Linked DNA regions of Homo sapiens: region 1 is linked to region 2. A link is an interaction called in ENCODE POLR2A ChIA-PET data of the cell type or tissue named here. Cell type or tissue: PC-3. All regions are shown on one strand.

What was found. Peaks named below come from ENCODE experiments on the same cell type or tissue, not always from the same donor. Only the 100,000 strongest peaks of a DNase experiment are listed, where the experiment ranks them.
Region 1: POLR2A ChIA-PET joins it to region 2 with 14 read pairs; 3 of 35 experiments call an interaction of 5 or more read pairs at or near these places.

The regions. Positions count from the first base shown.
Region 1 is chr2:150,075,000-150,077,499 of GRCh38, reverse strand. No RefSeq gene overlaps it. Among named protein-coding and RNA genes, the nearest start is that of LINC01818, 93 kb to the left of the region's middle. In PC-3, no CTCF peak of the experiment used is centred here; DNase peaks (open chromatin) are centred at 1,019 and 1,469; H3K27ac peaks cover 1,872 bases.
Region 2 is chr2:150,479,396-150,481,895 of GRCh38, reverse strand. The region is part of intron 3 of RND3 (Rho family GTPase 3); the gene reads left to right. Among named protein-coding and RNA genes, the nearest start is that of RND3, 7.0 kb to the left of the region's middle. In PC-3, no CTCF peak of the experiment used is centred here; a DNase peak (open chromatin) is centred at 1,525; H3K4me3 peaks cover 2,456 bases; H3K27ac peaks cover 2,500 bases.

The DNA.
Region 1 (2,500 bases), 400 kb after region 2:
CATTCACAGGTGGGAGTTGAACAATGAGAACACATGGACACAGGGCGGGGAACATCACACACCAGGGCCTGTCGGAGGGTGGGGGGCTGAGGGAGGGATGGCAGTAGGAGAAATACCTAATGTAAATTATGAGTTGATGGGTGCAGCAAACCAACATGGCACATGTATACCTATGTAACAAACCTGCACATTGTGCTCATGTACCCTAGAACTTAAAGTATAATTAAGAAAAAAAAAAAAAAGATGTGCTATAAATGTAGAATACATAACAACTTGAAAATTTAGTACAAAAAAATCTAAAATATCTGTGATAACATTTTAAGACAATTACATATTTAAGTGATAATATTTTGGATAGTTTGGGTTAAATAAATTATTAAAATTGAAATAATATGAATTATTAAAAAATTCTAAAGCAACACCCAAACATCCAAAGAAGATATGTTTTTGTCATTTAGACTTCACATCCTTAAGCAGAAAAATGAGCTATAATTTATAACAATTTTGTACAGTTAGGACAAAAAAAGTGAACTTTATATATATATATATATATATCTTTATACTAAAAATTTTCTGTAATGTTATTAACTTGTGGTTTGATTGTAGGGTGGTAATGCTGGGTGTGTGTGTGCACTCATGTGCACAAATAAGGATTAGTATTTGGGGCAAATAAGGATTAGTATTTATTGAGATCTTATTTTTTTGCCAGAAACTTTGCTGAGCAATTTGCAGACATTACCTCATTTGACTCTTACTTTGCAAGATATCAAAAAAAAAAAAGCTTGTCAAAGTATGTAGTAAACATGCTTATTTGTGCATGAGCAGTTTATAAACAGCACTCCAAGACAGTGGGTTTCAGTGGTGACTGCATAGTAGAGCCATTCTGGAGCTTGCAATAATCTCTGTATCCAGGCCCCACCCCAGGATATTTAAATTGGAATGTGCCAGGGAAGAATGCAGACATCAGTATTTTTTAAGCTCCATGCGTAATTCCAATAAGCAGCTAAGTAAATTTGTGAATCAGTGGATTTATAATACCAATGATAAGTTGAGAAGCTGAACACTCAGTGATGTATCTGTTTGGTCTTAAACAGGGCTGCACTTTTTCTACACTGAGAGAGAAATTAGCAACACAGTAGTCATCTGCAACCATGTGAGAGTGGAAAGATCATCTACTGTGCTTGCTTTAAGTAATTCAGACTTAGACTGTTTCCCTCAGGAGATCACTGAGATAAAGATACTTGGACAGATGTTTTTATGATCTCCTGAGAACAGAACAAATCCTGTACCTCTTAAACCCCCTTTCCCAGTTAGCATTTGCCCTAAGTAAGCAGGAGAAATGGTAGTCTGTGTTTTATATTATCTATGTATTAGACAGTGGCATAATGTCGAGGCTGAATCACTTTACCAAAGATGATGTGTAGTTTCAGAGTCAGAACAAATACATTCAAAACATCCAGTCACTACTGCTAAGGTGCTGTTCATCTGCTGAATCATCTGAATGGCTTCCTTGACCATTCTGGGGATCTATTCTTTCTATGAGCAACTCTGGCTTCTGTGTTGCTCCCAGAAGCAGGCATGGATGAAGTCCGCAGTGACCCTGGCCTTCCTGCAGCCTGCAACAGTCATCAATGGAGGAAGGAGAAGGGAAAATATGGAGAACTGGTTGTGGTTAAGTTTATGTGTCAAGTTGACTGGGCCACGGGATGCCCAGACATCTTATTAAACATTATTTCTGGCTGTGTCTGTGTGAGAGTGTTTTCAGAAGAGATTGACATTTGAATTGGTAGGCCCCCAATGTGGGTGGACATCATCTAATTCCTTCAGGATGCAAATAGAATAGAAAGGTAGAAGGTGGAAGAAGAGTGAATTTGTTCTTTCTGCTTGAGATGGGACTTCAATCTTCTCCTTCCCTTAGACTGCTGGTTCTTAGGCTTTTGGCCTTGGACGGAATCTATATCTCCAGCTTTCCTGGACCTCCAGTTTATGGAAGGCAGATCATGAGATTTCTCAGTGTCTGAATTGGAGTGAGTTAATCCTTCATAATAAATCTCTTAGAGTATATCTCTATCCGTATATCCTATTAGTTCTGTTTCTCTGGAGAACCCTGACTAATACACTGGTTTTTAGCATTCACTGCATCACCTTCAGTTGAATGTGTATTTGCTAAGAAATGCTGCTACATAAGGTCCCAAAGTCTGGATTGTGAGGTCATTACTTTTTGGATCCTGAATAATTTATGACACCACAAACAGGTTTTGTTTTGTTTCCATTTTGGTTTGGGGAAAAGCTTGTCAACATAGTGACTAAAAGCATGGGCTGCAGATCTAGACTCTTGAATCCCAATTTTCTCATTTGTAAAATGAAGGCACTTACATGTGTTTCTTATTTAATTGACAAAAATAGTATGTATTTATGGTGTAAAACATGATGTTTGATATATGTGTACATTGCTAATGGCTAAATTGCACTAATTAACATGTTTTTATCTCACATACTT
Region 2 (2,500 bases):
TTATTGTACATCAAGTATGAAGAATGGTCTTGGTGACAAGCTCTCTAATGAAATATTTCTTAACAGGGATGGAAATGGTTCAGCAGTATTGGAGATTAGTATATAATTAATCCAGAAAAGCAGCTTAAAAGGGGATCACTGCTCTCTCTCTCCCCCTCCCCTTTTTTTTTGGTGATTTAGCATATAAATGAACACATCTAGACAAGACATAAAAATGATTATAAAACCAGTAAACATGGTTTAGTGCTTTCTGTGTGCATACAATCTGCTAGATGCTATGGGAGGAGTACAGAGCTGGGTGAGAGCAGCTTCTGCCCTTAGGTACTCACAGTTTCACCATGTGATAAGACAGACATGGTGAAAACATGAGTGACAATAAAATTTAAAATATTCAGGCTTTCCCAAACTAACAAAAGAAATCAAATGAGAAGCCCGGATTAAGTGTCAGGTGTTTAGGTGAGAGGAGATGCCAGTAGACTGAGATTTGAACAGGGTAAAGACATCCTTCTTCCCTGACAACCTTCTTTGAATACCCACAGGACAAACAGAGGACATAGAAAGACTTCCTCCTGTCTAGTGCTGTAATACCTGTTTATAGGATGGTGAGCCCGGAGGTTCTAAACCTGGATTTTTCAAGGAGCAACAAGATCCAAAGAGTTCTTGAAGGCCACAAGGGCAGCCCAGGCTCCCTAACTCATGACTTAATGGTCATTGAGGCCCACCACAATTCCCTTCCTTTCTAGAAGTTGACTAAGTTCTAAGAAGTTTTTAACGTTTCTTCCACGTGGAAACTCGCTTACATTTAGTGGCTCTCAGATAAAACAAGATTCTGGAAGCTGAGAATTATAACTTAAATTAACGTTCTTGGAGAAAGGAAGAGGTTAAGAATTTATGAAGGAGCCAGAGAAGCATGGATGCTTGGGATTTGAATATCAACTGTGAAATTGCAGGAAACCAAGCATTTCATCAGGTAGTAATGATCCATTGGAGCTTAGGGTTTCAAAACTAGGTTTAATTCTTAACGAGTTTTCACACTGAAACTCTTATGTAAAAGACCTGGGTTAAGGTAAAACAGATAGTTTGTATGGTGGTTTCCAATAAGCAGTACATAAAACTGCATTTGGAGATTTGTCCACCATGCAGTAATTTCCATTTAAACCAAGGAACCTCCTAAAAAGGGGAGGGGGCAGTATGAATGCTCTTTCTAAGTCTACATCTGTCTGTAGATTTTTTTTTTTTAGCCGCATTTAGTGCTGTTTTTTTTCCAATCTGGTTTCTTGCTAAGTTGCACATTTCAATGAAGCATCCAAATTGGTCATTCTGATAACACCCGAAATAACCAGATGTTTCCTCATTAATCCAGTTCTTTTGCATGTAAATATGACACCAAGAACCAATACTTTCTCCAGTTAGCTCATGGTGCCTGGCGGGCTCTGCCAAATGAATTAGTCGTGGCTCAGTCATTTTCTGATGTCCTTTAAATGACTTCTCAGTTGCTACATATTGGTCACTTTCTCAGAGTCTCCCTTGGCAAAGCAAACATTTTATTGACACGGAATGTAGTTGACGCAGAAGTTTGACCAGGTGTTGTGCACATTGGTTTTGAAAAATGAGCCTGATGACATAGTTTGTGGAAAGATGAATTCACTCATGGGATTCTACTCCAAGAAATCTGATTCTTAGATATCATATGAAACAAAAACTTGAATCCATTATCCCTATTTACTTTTAGGCATATTCATATACATATACTCTTTTCCCTAAAGCTCTTGACTTAACCATGGTTCCACTGTCAGTAAAATATTTTGATTCTTACATATTTTTAAGTACCTCAATAAGATTAGGAGTTTAAAGCTAAACTTTATTTAAAGGCCAAACATATCTACCTGTCTGACTTTCTAATTTTGTATCTACATTGCCCCCAGAAATAGAAAATCTTTATTCCATTTTAATAGCAACACATAAATGCCCACAAAATTTTATAAGATCTGTTCATAGTTCCTATTACCTGAATCCATGGAAGAAACAAACATATTCTTCCTGGGAGTGTTTGTTGCATATTTGCAGGCATGGTATTTGTTGTGCAGACTACTTGAAACAAGAACTAAACAGTCTTACACTGAGTCAGATACAAAAGTTCTGCCCAGACTTGATTCACATTCTTGAGATTGCTGCTAATTTAAACCTTTTCCTCTGATTAGAGATGGCATGAGGAAATGCAATCTTGTAATAATTGGGCAGATCATGCCCTCTCACATGTTAGCTGCTGCTGCGTTCAGATGTGCTCATGGTGGTCACTAAATATACCAAAAGTTAATCTACTTTTCTCTGCCAAAAATATGCAATAGCTTTAGCTTACTCTTCTTGGTAAAAATTTCTTAAGGGGGAAAGGGAAGCTTTTCAGATGAAGGTTCAAGTTAAATAAATTATATTTATGAAATATTCAACAAGAAGAGTTTTCAGTTCTCCAACTCCTCTAAAGCCTCACAGTGTTTAAACT